Linked DNA regions of Homo sapiens: region 2 is linked to region 1. The links are chromatin contacts, found by Hi-C or POLR2A ChIA-PET in ENCODE. All regions are on one chromosome and are shown on one strand. Each heading gives the region's core, a stretch centred on a gene start or an enhancer-like site at or near the end of the contact. The rest is flanking DNA. Distances are from core to core; before and after follow the strand shown. Region 1 has its middle 63 kb from the start of LINC01991. Region 2 holds the start of TPRG1-AS1 (TPRG1 antisense RNA 1).

Region 1 (7,138 bases), core at 3,102-5,601:
GAGTATAGTGGCACAATCATAGTTCACTGCAGCCTCTGACTCCTGGGATCAACTGATTCTCCCATCGCAGCCTCCCAAGTAACTAACATTACAAGTGGACACCACCATACTCAGCTATTTTTTTTTTTTTTTTTTGGTAGAGACAGGGTCTCACTAAGCTGCCTAGGCTGCTCTAGAACTCCTGGCCTCAAGTGATCCTCCTGCCTTGGCCTCCAAAAGTGTTGAGAATACAGGCATGAACCACTGCACTTGGCCCAGAAACCTTATTTTCTTCAAATTTGTGTTCCCCACAACACTAGGAAAATAGAGTAGCACAGTGAATATTATTAAATGATCATGTTCGTTCTACAAATTAAGTGAAATAGGCAAATTAATAAGATTTCAAATGACAGAATGAGATATGCCAGATGTTTGGGTGTGGGAGCCCTGAGGTGGAAATTGTGATTGCTTAGGGTAAAAATAGAGCATGCTAATAAGATCCTTAAATTTCTCCAATCACAAGAAAAGTAAACTGAGAATGATGAGTCTTTGTTTTTAATTCTGCTAAGGAAATAGGTCTAGGCTGCCACAGAAGTTGAATGAGTTACACTTTAGGAATAAACTCTTGATGACCCCAGAATGGAAAACAATGACCAAAGAAAGCCACAAAATCATCTTCTCAGCAGAAGTTTGAGAAAGGATGAGACCACAGTTTGTTTTCAGTTCTTAACTTAAAGGTGGGATAAAACTTCCACTAGGAACTATAAATAATTGTTTTTTTTTGTTTTTTTTTGTTTTTTGTTTTTGTTTTTTTGTTTTTGCTGGTAATGTGGTGAGTTTCTGATTCTTTCTGGAGATTACAAAACAATCCATTTATTAAGTCCAGGATATAAATTCAGACGTTCAGATTGGTCATAAGACAGTTCGAGAAAGCAAAAGGCAGATTGTCCAATCTGGCTGCTCCAGGTGCCAGGAGTTATTAATTATGCCTGTTCTAATAGCAAGAGCTGGGAAGCAGCAAACTCAAAACATGTGGGGAAAACAAAAAATTAGATGGTGGTTTGCCTTAATGAGAGGAAGTAAGAGGCAGCAGCCACAGCACCAGGCTCAGTACACTGAGTACAAATCCTGCCAGCAACATATTTTAGCCACAACTGGGCATGATCACCATAGTCGCTACAGGGATCATGGAGTCCTAGCGGGCTCTCCAACATCTGTGCAGTAATCAGTGAGGTCACTTTCTTCTTTGTGCTTTTCTAGGGTGGGTGAGGGAGGATTCAAGAAGTCAAGAGGGACTAATCAGAATTTGGTGTTCGGTAGATCATAGATTATGAGAGCTGGATGGTACATTACAGACTAAATAGTCCAACCCTGCCCATTCCCACATATGAATAAACTAAGTTCTAGAGTAGCTAAGTGACATAACCCATGTCACCCAACAATGGCAGGGCAAAACCAAAGTTTTCTCTATTCTTTTTCTCTCCGGTTAATAGCAGACTCCTTTTCTTCCTACTTAAGAAACTGGCTTTCCTTAGACTTTTGCAAGCTCTTTAAATAGCGAGGAGCCTCACCTTGGCAGAGGCCTAGGTATTTCACTTTCCATCTTTAAACATGGCCCTGGATTAGCTCTGCTTGATGAGTAGCCATCTCCTATCCTGCTTAGAACTCTTCTCCTGGTTTAAGCCTCAGAAATTCAGGCTCTGGGATGCTATGACATTTCTGCCAAATGGTATATGATAGCTTCCACTTGGTAGGACAGTCATCATTTTACCAATGAGCCATAGATAGGCTTGGTTCATCAAAGGAGACCATCAGACTTACCTGTGGGTGTCGTTCCCTGACTTACTCATCAGCCTGCTATCTAGGAGGTCTCTAGAGCCAAAGTCTTGGGGGGTTGTGCTTCCCTCTGACCCACTGGACTCTGAGCATATGGAGGCCAAGATCAAGGTCTTACTCATCTTCATTTCCTGCTTGTTGCTTGGATGATGTCTACTAAATTTTAATAGATGAATGGGCCAAACACTTATAGGAAGAAATTTACAGACTGGAACTCACTCAGTGAGCAGCAACCAGGACTGTGAGAAGATGAACATTTGAGTAGGATAAGGGATGCCTTAAAAAGAAGAGATATTCAACTTGGAGAAGAAAATGTTCACTGGGGAAATGATCATCATCTTCAAATAACAAAAGGGTGTCTTTGGGAAGATGAGAAGTAGGAGAAGGCAACTCTGGAAAGGAGGACTTCAGAGGAACATAAGAATCTGCTTTGGGAACAACCCATATTTACTGAGGATCCTCTCTTGACAGAGATATGGAAAGGAGGGGACAATCAGTGGGGAAACAGCGTGGCCCAAGACTTCTAACTTTAAGGAGCCTCTGCTACCTTAGAATAGAGAAGAACTGGTAGCACTTTAATTGGAGGCAACATTGAAGGTAAGGAGAAACTATTTGCAGTAAATTGAAATGGAGGCAGGAGTAGAAAAGAAAGAGGTTTGAGGATAGAACAAGCATGCTTCATCCTCCTAGGATTCCTCTTTTTATAATAACAATACTGATTATTAAGTGCTTCTATTTACCAAGCTCTGTATCATAATTTTAGCCTCACTGATGATAACCCTGATACAGCAACAATCAGAAAGCCCCACTTCATACAAGTTGAACTTGAAAAAAATAAAGGAAATTGATTTTAAAAAAACATGTTGGCAAGCTTTCTGTGACACTGGCATGCTCGTGTGTGGAACACAAACTGAACGCAAATGGAAACAATCCCTTTGGAGAGCTGTTTGGCAATACCTTTCAAGGTCATAAAACTCAGCTAATAATCTCAGTCCCAGGGATTTACTCTAAGTAAAACGCCTCTTAAAAAAAAAAAAAAAAAAAGAAAAAAAAAACCCTATATGGTCAAGGTGCTTTAAAATAGCAAAACCTGGAAATAATCCAAATTTCCAACAATTTAGGAATGGTTAAATAATTTATGATATATTAACTCCATGAAAAATTATGTAGCCATTAAAATGATAAATGAGAAGACTCTGTGGCAAAATGAAAGACATATAACAAATAATGGGCAAGCATGAGAGTGGAATGCAAAATTGTACACATGCTCTGATTATCACTGTAAAAACACTTATGGCTAGAAATTGAGAGGGACAATAGGGGTATATAAAAAAATTATTGTTTTGTGAGATTTTGTGCATAATCATTGTACACTTTATAAAATGAAAACACAGAAGAACTCTTGCCGTCGCTGGGGAAATTTGAGAATCACAGCATGTAAGTTAGAAAGCATTGTATGGGTCCTTGGCGAGCGCTCTCTTTGTACGGTTAAGGAAACCAAAGCCCTGAGGAAAGTAGCTTGTCTGTCCCACAGCTAGTTAGCAGCAGGGTTGAGGCTAGAACACAGAAGCACAGAGTAGAGGATCCTTGGAAGATTACATTGAACAGCCGGATAATGTGGGAAACACACAGGGTGAAGAGGGCAAGAGAGAAAACAGGATTGCCTGTCATAAAAATTCTCAGATGTGAGCAGCAAATTCAGTCAGTGAAGAACACACCCCATTCTCCGTCTATTGAAAACAGCTACTGTCCACTCACTGAGTGGGCTGTGGGTCTGAAAAGAGAGGATCTGGTTTTCTGCCTTTGAGGGTCATCTTCCCTCACCTTCTCTCTTTCCCCATTACCACCTCCTGAGGTCAAGTTCTTGGCAATTATTCTCCAAACTCTCTGTGGGGCCAGTGATGCCCCAGTTGCTGCGCTAGGACTGGAGACGCAATGTTGACTAAGACACACATAGCCCTTGCTCTAATGGTGCTTTCACTTTAGGATTGAGACAGACAATTAGCTTGCTAACAAATAAATAAAATGATTTAATAAGGCAATGTGTACTACCTTAACAAACAAAACAGGGATTTGTGATGGGGACAGACAGTATGGGGCATGGAGGCTTATAAGCAAGTGGGTAACATGGTCTGACATATGTTTGAAAGCTTACTCTGGCTGACTTTATTTCTAGGATAATTGCAACAGTCTCTGTCTCTTCTTACTATGGCCAAGGAGGTCTTAACAAAATGTAAATTTGACGTGACACTGCTCCATCTGAAAACTTTTTAAGATTCCTTGTCAGCCCCAAGCTAAAGCTCAGACATTCAGCACAGCTATGGAAATTTTCATGCTAGGCTTCTATACCACCTTCACCCCCGCCACAGTGCAGGTCTTGCACTCTGCACCACAGCCCTCTTCAGGAGTCCCAGCCAGCTGCACACTCCCCTCAGGCTGAGCCTTTGAGATGCTGTTCAGAATCTGACCCTTTCCTCCTTCCTTGTTTATAGAACTCTTTCTCTCCCTTTAAGGTTTTGTTTGAATGTTACCTCTCCCCTCACTCTTCCAGGCACAGCAGATTAGTCACCGCTTTCTCTGTGCTCATAACATGCTTTGTTTACACTTGTATCAGGATATACCACATTGAATCATAATTATGTGTTTGTGTATGCATGTAGGTATAATAAACTCTTAGAGAGCAGAAGCCATATCTTATTTATGTTTTTATGTCTAGAACTAAGTGCAAGCTGGGCACCTAGCTTTAGTGAATATTTAATGAATGAGTTGGTAATAGATCATTGGATAAAAGGATGGATAGGTGGATGAATGAATTACTAAGCAAATAAATACAATCTATCCTCATTTTAAAAGCAAGGCAAATATGATCTGTTTCCTTATCTGTGAAAAGAATCACATAAGGTGATTTTTAAGGTTACTTCCAGCTCCAGGGTCTGATAGTCAATAAATCACAACTGGTTATTGCCGTTGGAATCAGAAAGCTTTCTTGGCTTGGCTGCTTGAGATATCTCAAAACGCTCCCAGGTTCATATTAAGGACTGAAAAGTCTGTGGATCCTTAACTTGCAAGCCTGCTGCACTGGGATAAATAAAACCTGGGCCTGGGCTGGGTGTTCTCCTGTCCCAATTGGCAACACTCACCATACCCAACATATCTGGTGAGGGAAGAAGGCTCGAGCAAAACAGGTTTTGAGCCAGCTCAGCAACAGCACAGCTATACATTCCTGTAAATTTCCAGGCCCATGTGAAGGCCGGGACAGGCGTGAATATTCCGCTATGTCACTCAGCTCCCGTGGTTATTTTTGTTCACCCCATCATCTTGTGGATGTGGCTTCAGGACAGACCTGTATAGATTTAGGTCAGAGGTCAGGAGAGAAATAATTCCTAATTCAGCTTTCAGTGGAGGAGAAAAGAGTGAGGACACACCATTCCCTCTTATGAGAATAAAGGTGAGACTGACCTGAGATTCCATTCATGCAAGAAGGCCTGTCTTACACCACTACAGGCCTAGTCCTCTGTTAGGAGAATATGGAGAGAGATAAAGTGGTTCCTGTCTTCAAGGAGTTTATACTCTAGTAAGAGAGATTGCTAATGTGCCTAAGGTAAGTTATTTGGGGCACAGAGAGGACAGTCCATGTGGATGAAGGTTGGAAGGTTGAAGGAAGAGGGAAGGAATACTTTATAAAGGAGGAAGTGTCTTCAACAGAGAGAAATGGAGATTGACTATGACAGTCAGAAAAAAATGCTTGAACGAGGGTAAGGAGAAGTCAAAGTACAGAGCAGTGGGGGAAGGTAAGCAGAGACTTGGGCACAGCAGAGGATGGGTAAGAGAAGGAAGGGAGGTATTTCACAATGTTGAAAGATGAAGGACAGGAGGGGTCAGCCGGGTCTTAGAGACCAGCCTCATCATTATTAAAATAAAATATTATCTAGTGCCAGTTATTGCCAAACAGGAAACCCTGTTCCTTCCTCTGAGTGCCAATCTCCAGGGTTTAGAATGCACCTGGAAAGCAATGGGGGTCTCTGGAGGCTCTTGAGAGCAGGGTGGGGTAGAAAGTGTTGAGACTTGTTCCCTGCCTGCTTCCCTTTCTTACCTGGATGCCAAGTGGTGGAATTGGCTTGGCAGGGACTTGAGCCTCATGGAGGGTTGGACACGTGACCTCTCTGATACTCTCCTAAGAGTGTCTGTGATCAACTCTGTGCTTATAGTCAACACAAGGCATTTGCAGAAAATAGAAAAACGTGAGTATGCATGTGCATGGACATACACACCCAGATGTCTCTGAAAATAAGTCTCCTGGAGTTAATAAAGATGTGATATAGAAGGCCAGATATCAAAAAGCACCCTTCTGGCAGCAGTTATAGGAGTTGGTCCCTCACAGAGATTTCATGCGATAGTCCCCTCTGCACTCTGGAAGGTAATGGAAATCCCAGCCCTCTCTTTTCTCATGTACAAACGGCAGATTTCCAGGCCCATGATCAAAGGCAGAAGGAGAGCTCAGAGAATGGCAAGAGGAAAAGAGAACAATCAGAATCTGAAACTAAGGCAGAGAAAACATTTATTAACCAACAAAGAAGCTCATTTTCGAGAAACTGAGTCCTTTCAAAAATGCAATCAGCATTAAAATCACTAATTTCCTTCTTCCTCTTCCTTCAGAGGGAGGAGTTTACAGTAAATTAATTTGGAAGTTAAGTGAGTACAAGTTTATCTTTAAAAGTATGTAAGAGACAGAACTAGGGATGAATCAAGCTTCAAAACATAAGCAAAGTAAAGGACGAAGCTAGGAATTTAAACCTGTCTTGGTGACTTTTTAAAAAGTTACTCTTGCAGATGTGGGGAGTTGTGTGACTCTTTGCTATTTTTAAAAAGTTTTCATTTTGACTGAATCATGGGGACTTCATTAATCCTTTACCCTGTGAAGTGTTTTGGAGTCATAGCCAGGGCTTTTGTACAGAAGGGGACTTTGATGACCTTCAAACCGTATTGATAGGGTAAGTTCCTAGAGTCCCCGAGCAAACAGGCCATTTCTCCTCCAGCTCTCTGTTTCCTGCTGTGCAGAAACTCTGCATAAAGGTAAGAGTTGGTCTGCTAAAAAGATCCCTGGTCTTAGCCCCAGAATATTTGGGTTCTAGTATCAACTCTAACCCCTCACAGACATGAGGCTATAGTGACATTCCCTCTCTGGGCCTTAATTATCTTTTACAGAAAATGATGAAATTAGGCATATTTTCTTCGTGGTTCCTGTCAGAACTAATGCTCTATGAATTGAATTTGTTCAGACACCAAATTGGCTAGTTAAGAATTCGATTCTTTTCTTCTTTCC
Region 2 (7,138 bases), core at 2,223-4,722, 1.0 Mb after region 1:
CCAAGTGGAATGACAAAAGGCAATGACATTCATATTTTAAAGAAGGCCAGGATAGGACAGTTGGCACAGCTTCTATCAGCAGTTTGTCCCAAACCCTTAACAATGGAAACCAATTGGATTTCTTTTCTGTTTCCCAACTTGAGCTGGGAAGGGAGCCAGGCCATAGAAGGCTTTAGAAGACAACAAAATCAGTTGCCTAAACTCATAGCTCTCTCGGGCAAGTTTCTTTGCTTCTCTCTCTCTCTTCCCTTTCATCCTTCTTTTGTTTTTTTTTAGAGAGGGAAGACTAAAACCAGAAGATGGGTAATTAAGATAACTAAGAGATAGAGAGTCACAGGAAGGGTTTTATTTCAGCTCAAGGTTTCATTTTTTTTCTTTCTTTTCTCCCCAGTTCTTTCTGATTTCATTTTCTAAAACTGCAGCACATATATTTGAGGGATCATTAAAGAAGTCCTGCATTCCTGCTCAGTGAATTTTAAACTCTTCTACACCACCCTGGGCTACCTGTTTACTGAAGTTAAAGGTAGGAACAACCTTCTTGGAGAAACCTTTGTCCACGTTTGGATCACTGTGGTGGTCCTCTTGGCCTTGGGGTCAAAGAAGCATTCACTTGCTCATCAAGTCTTTATCGAGCTCCTACTATGGATGTCACTGTGGTAAGCCCTGGGACAAGTAAGAAAGGAAAGGCTCCTGTTCCCATCTCTCATGGAGTTTATAGGCCAACGTAAAAGATGAAACACAAGTAAATACACAAATACAACATCTAGGAGGTGCTACAAAGGAGCTATGAAGCTACCCTAGCTTCTGCTGCCTCATAACTGGCCCCAGAGCAAAATTTCTCCACTCATTATCATCCTGAGACTGTAGCACATCTGCCCTCCATGTCATCAGAGAGACTCACCTGGCCCTGCTGAGCTTGCCCTGGCTCCCTGGGACACCTGGTCTCCTTGCTTAGCTCCCAGTGTGCTTTCTCATTCTGCCCCTGCTCATTCTCCGCCGGCACTATGTTCTCTGAATGCTGGCAAGCTTGCTGTTCTCTAAATCCTCCCTTTCTTTTCCTGCTTTTGGGTCTTTGCTCTTGCTGATCCCTTTATCAGGAACTTCCCTCACCTCTACCTCCACTTGTCCAAATGCTACCAATTCTTCCAGGATCTGTTCATGCTCCTTTACCCTCACTGCAGCCATCCTGAACCCTTCTCCCCACCTTGGGGAGTATCTGCTTGTTCTTCCCTGGTGCTCATGGCATTTGGTTTATTGTGCTAATCAGAGCGCTCATCATCCACTGACTGGTATTACACAGTTACTTGTGTATCTGTCCTAGGCCCTTACCTACTTATCTCCAACCTAAAGGCATGTCTATTATTTCTGCATCTCAAATAGAAGCAGACACAGTTAATGCAAAACCATATTATTGAATAAGTGCTCAGTAATGATGACTATTATGCACTTGAGACTGGAGACCTAGGACAGAGACAGGAGCATATCTGGATTTAAATCCCAGTTCTACTGTATGTTAGCTGTGTAACCCTGGGCAACTTTATTTATTAATAATAAAGTATGTGAGCAATCTTATATCACTGTACAGAGTGCTCATATATGTTATCCAGCTTAATTCCTAGAACAACCCTGTGTGAGAAGAACTACTGAGTGCTGACACTAGTCATAGTGCTAGACTCATAGCTGAATTCAGATTCCAAATTAAGTAGCCTGATTGTAGATACAACCATTCACATGCGAACATTTTGCTTTTTTCCTGGCTCAGCACTGCCAGTACTGCTTCTTTGAGGTACAATTATGCCCATTTTACAGATGAGAAAACTGAGACTTAGAAAGCTTAAATAATTTGTCAGTATTGTAAAACTACCTATCTTTGTTATCAGAGAAACATGACTGTGACCAACCTAGGTATATACAATTTTCCACAGCCATGTGAAAGTTTTATGACTCTTTAACATTTCTGGTTGTCTGCTATGCTCGGTGCATTGGGCTGGCTGGACCTTGTATATGTTGGGAAGAAGGAGGACTTACAAAGACTAAGATACAGTCTTTGCTTCCAAGAGGTAAATAAAAAACAACTAAAATATTCTATCATCCACACCTATTCCCTCTCCCTTCTTTTTTCAGCATGTTACTGGATGCTGCCTCTTTATCCATCTGCCCTGGTGGAGATCTTGAGGTTACAGGAATAGCCAAGAGAGACACAGGCAGAGTTAAGTCCAAAGCAGTCAGCAAAGGTGGGGAGACATAGATGGGTCCAGGTGGTAAGTAGGATTGGCCTTGTTATTGGAAGCTGAATGTAGTTACTGGACTTGGAGATTTCGGTTTCTAGAGAAGACAGCAGCTCTCCATGCCCAGTTTAATACTGTGGATTAGCGTGGGAGTGGCCCCAGACCCACAGGCAGAAAAGGCCAATGGTCAGAGTGGAGATCCTCAGGACACTCCAGGTGTCTGAGGGAACGTAGGTTTATCCCTCTTTATTACTAAGTGGATTGCTGCTCCCCCTTGCAGGCCAAAGCATGAATACTGGACATAGCCCACATCGAGGGTAGAGAACTTGGTTTTGGCTCTCAAGTCGACCACTCATCAGCAGATGACTGTGAGCAAGTCACTTCCTCCCTCCAAGACTCCATTTCTACAGGGATTCCATAAAATGGGCATAAGAATTTTCACTGTGCTCGTATGGACTGGATTAGGCCATCATGTGCATTAACACACTTGGCTGTGAGCACTAGGTGCAGCCAAGATGCTGATGGGAAAGAAAAGTCTAGGTTTTGCCCCCTGCGTCGTTCCTCGTGACAGGATTATGCTGAGGGAGGGCACATTAGATTGACTCACACATACTGAAATGGTCATAGTTATTGAGGTTACCCAGTTTCCAGGCCTGAACTAGTAAACCCAGCAATGAGAATCAGCCAGCATTAGCAAGTTTTCCGTGTGGGAGTGGGGTGGGGGTGGGGACTGGAGGGAGCAGGCGCTGAACCAGGAAAGGAGGAGGATGCTCATCATTGGCTAAAGATCCATGCCTGGAAATTAACGGCGTTAAAGTGAGACTTGCTTCAGGTTCCAACCCGGTAAGGCAAATGGAGAGGCTGTCAGGAGACCAGAAGTTTACCTCAGCTATTGCACCGACGCACCACGTGCTCTGGTGCACATCCACCGCCTCTTCCTGCCTCAGTTTCTCCTTTTGTAAAACAACAGCTTGTAAAGGCCTGGGGATCTTCTCATCCACGGGAGTTTTCTAAGGATGCAGGCGAAAGAGGTAGGAAAAGTACTCTGTCTCTGTCCTGGGTGTTCGGGATCAAGGCCTTTTGAACCAATTCCGGAATCCGCCACCGGGCGGTGGTAGGAGAGAGCCAGAGGATTCGTCAGTAAGTGTGCGTGCGTGACAGAGGGCTTTTAAATAGATCGCTTTGTATCTAGCACGGTAGCACCTGCTTCTAAGCTTCCAACGGCAGCTCGAGCAACGCGATCATTCAGAAGCGGCCGCTTTCCATTCACGTCTATAATTAGCGCGCAGGCTGCAGCTCAGGCTCGAGCTGCAAAGCGGGGCGGCGGCCTTGTGGGCGGGGCCACCACCTCCTAGCCCCGCCCCCTTCGAATTCCACCTTCCCAGCCCTTCCCAGCCAGGAGCCTCCTGCAGCCTCCTCCCCACCCCCACTGTCTGTCCTCGCCCTGGTTCTGGGCTTCGCTCTCGGCGCTCCAGGATTCCTGGACGACAGGGCCCAATCGTACCCTCACTCTGGGATCACTCTTGTGCAGTAAATAAGCACCTTGAAAGATGCATTCCAGGAGGGCAGCTATATTTAGAGTGGCATCCTCCTCTCCTCCCCGCACGCTCCTGCGTCCCGCCCTCTCCCCTCCCCGCCCCGCTCCCCGATGCCCCTCCCAGCCACCTCTCCCTCTTTGTCGCATTACATAGTAATCTGAGATGCACTGGATGTGCTCCAGGGAACAGAATGTACTTGGCAGAGACGCGGGGCTTGATGTCTGCAAAATGTCGGAAACGCAGCCAAGAGCTGCTAACTGGGTCATTAACCTCCAAAAGCAAAGCGAGGACTGTAAGGCCCGCTCTGCCTCCCTTCATCTCGCCAATAAAAGTGCCTCAGTGTGAGGGGGAAGAAAAAGCCCAAGGTTGACTGCTTTGATTTCTAGGCACCAAAGGCAGGCCCGTCCTCTCGTCCTGGCCCAGGCCCCAGCCCCTCCGGGCCAGCCCCTGCGCCACATCAGAGTTTACAAGTGACCTTTGAAAGGCTCAGCAACCCCGCAGGGCCATGCTTGCGCCTCAGCAAAGAAGTTACCCAGCAGCCGTTCCCTACCGCACAGCCTTGGACACATTTTCTTGGGTCCAGGAGGAGTTAAGGGAGTGGGGGTGAGTAGGGGTGAAAGGAGAAGGTTCCAGGTCCTTCACCTACAGTGAAGGGCTCTGCTGTCTCTCCCCTCCTCTGCTTCTCTCCCTCTTTTTCCTCCCCCTCCTCTTTCTTCTTTCTTGTCTTCCTCCTCTCCCTCTTCCACTTCTTTCTGAGAGCAGGCTTTGAGGTAGGTTCATGAATACATGGCCTGGGTCCAGGGGATTTGCATTCAAGCCGCTTGCAGCTCTGTTACTTGCTATGTGACCTTGGGTGAGTCACTCATTTCTCTGCTTTTAAATTCCCTTCTTCTCCATTGTTCACCACAATAACACCTTCCTGACATACATCACAAAACAGTGAGGCCAAATGAGAAAGTCTTTCCCTGACCGCCTTGTCTTTCACCCCTCTGAAAGCCCTGAGGTCCAAAGTGCCTCTGGCCTTGTGTGTACTCCTGGAAAATAGGAATACAAGTGGTCTCACCAGAAAGATTCAAACGTTTGAATGTTTTCAAGGGGATAGCCCCTAAAATCCACCCTCTTCAAGTTTTCTAGCCCTGTGAGGTTGCCAAACAGACACTTCCCCCTAATGCTCCAACCCACTTCTCCAGTGGCTAGAGAGAGAAAGTGACCGGTACAGAAACCAGAAGAGGTTGTGCAGTTCCTCAAATGAGACTCCCTTCCTTGTTGGAGGGAAGACAGTCAGCCTGGTAAGACTAGCAGCAGCCCACGAGATGTGGGTCTGAGCAGTCTCAACAAAAGTCCAGGATGAGGAGAATGGAGATTTGTGCAGCCATGCTGATAAGAGGAGGAAAGCTCGCTCCTGGTGCTCTCTAGGAAATTAGAACCAAGCCCAGCCTGGCATCAGCACCCTTCCTGCCTCATCTCTCGTTGGTCTTACCACTCCTTCCATGGCAGCCACATCAGATGGGTTCTGGCTGGTCGCGGTGCTCCATGGACGCCTCCTGCTTTCCTGCCACTTGGGCCTTGGCTGAGATGTCTTAAAAAATTTTTTAAACTCATCAGAATTTGATGGCCTCTATTTGGCCTATCTCTGCCACACATTCAAATCTTTCACATCCCTCAAAACCCAGCTTCAATGCCATCTCCTCTATTTAGATGTCACTTCTTTCTCTTTCAGTCTCAGTACACCCAGCCAGCCTTGGGTTATGCCATTTTTGTGCTTGCTAGATCCCTCTTATGCCATAGAGATTTCTCTGTGGATACAAACTCTGCTGTTGATCTCAATACTGATGGCTAAGGTATATCATAATACATCATAAATACATCCTGGTTTGCCATCTCAGTTTATGACTTTGTCTTGGTATAATATAAAATGTACCTTATGGCTAAGGTACATCATAAGGTACATCATAATACATCCTGATTTGCCATCTCAGTTTATGACTCTGTCTTGGTATAATTAGTTATTAATAGGTCCCTCCTTCACCTTGAAGTTTTTGGGTTTGGATGATAAATTATACAGTCACCTTACTGAGGGTCTCTATCCAAGTACATGGTACATTAGCAGGGGCTCAGTAAATGTGGCAAAGTACCTTAAAGGGCATTTAAAGGATCTTTTATACCCAGGTCACTGGGGCTCTCAGCCCTACCCTTTTCACTCCTTTTCTGGAGGCAGGCTACCATTTGTTCCTCTTCTCTCAAGGACTGCAGAATGACCTATGACCACTTTCTTTTTGACAAGCCTTTCCAGGATTTCAAAATGCTCTGACCCAACAAGAGAAATCACTTACCACAATCCTACCCCTTCTTCTCAGCCCCTAAACAGTAGAACAGCCACTGGATATTGGAAATAGGTATCAGACACTAGAGAAGGTCAGAACACAGCTGGTGCGATATATCATTTCCAGCCTCAACTGGACTTTTGGCCTTGCCCAATTTCTTTTTTTGTTTGTTTGTTTGTTTGTTTTTGTTTTTGAGATAGAGTCTTGCTCTGTCACCCAGGCTGGAGTGCAGTGGCATGACCTCGGCTCACTGCAACCTCTGCCTCCTGGGTTCAAGTGATTCCCCTGCCTCAGCCTCCCGAGTAGCTGGTACAGGTGCCCACCACCATGCTTGGCTAATTTTTGTATTTTTAGTAGAGATGGGGTTTCACCATGTTGGCCAGGCTGGTCTCGAACTCCTGACCTCAGGTGATCTGCCTGCCTCAACCTCCCAAAGTGCTGGGATTATAGGCATGAGCCACTGCGCCCAGCCAGACTTGCCCAATTTCTTTGACAGTCCAAGTTTTCAGAATTGCCTCTATTTACACAGTTGCCTTAGGAGAGGATCACAACTTGGAAAGCTTGAAGCTTCTTTATTATAAACTATGTAGTTAACATTCTAGGTTCTGTTCAGAGGTCAGAAAAGATAAGGTCTCTTGTGCTTTTTCATCATAATAAAAAACTTACTCAAAAGTCAGCCTGTTGGGGTGAGTGTTTGTTGACTTTTTAAACAAGATATCAAGCATTTGGAAGTAACAGAGGCAATACGCCCAGCCGTGTGAATGGAGCTCTAGCTTCAGCATCAGGAAGCCTGGGTCGACGTCTCCTCCTCTGACTCATTGCTTGCTGAAACATGAATCATATGCCCTTTCTCAGCACTGGGTCTCACTTCCTTCATCTCCCCTATAAAATGGGCGTATTTGCCATTCCTACCACACAGGAGGGGGCTGAGGCTTTCAGAGTCCTTGCTAATTACACACAAAAATATTATTAAAAGTAAAAATAAGCCATAGTGTGATTTTGACGCTCTGAAGAGGCACACGTGGAGGGTATGCGAAGCCATTTTATG

The links. Hi-C counts contacts between places; a loop is a spot of excess contacts on that map. ChIA-PET counts read pairs that join two places held with the same protein, here RNA polymerase II (POLR2A). Pooled maps may share reads with other maps.
Region 2: a map of gastrocnemius medialis shows a loop between it and region 1 (5-fold over the local background). The contact joins the promoter of TPRG1-AS1 here to the enhancer-like site in region 1. A Hi-C loop is called at or near these places in 7 of 168 maps with a recorded cell type or tissue (MCF 10A, OCI-LY7, PC-3 and 3 more) and 18 of 50 pooled maps. POLR2A ChIA-PET finds 5 or more read pairs at or near these places in 4 of 52 experiments (OCI-LY7, PC-9 and WTC11).

The regions. Positions count from the first base shown.
Region 1 is chr3:187,909,465-187,916,602 of GRCh38, forward strand. No RefSeq gene overlaps it. Among named protein-coding and RNA genes, the nearest start is that of LINC01991, 63 kb to the right of the region's middle. Within about 2 kb of position 4,352, at least 10 of the 41 ENCODE cell types and tissues checked have a DNase peak (open chromatin) inside an H3K27ac peak, as active enhancers do; they include OCI-LY7, PC-3, PC-9 and 1 more, where a contact is called at or near this core.
Region 2 is chr3:188,944,167-188,951,304 of GRCh38, forward strand. It overlaps TPRG1-AS1 (TPRG1 antisense RNA 1), which reads right to left and starts at 3,473. Exons shown (of 2, transcript NR_046873.1): 1 at 3,113-3,473.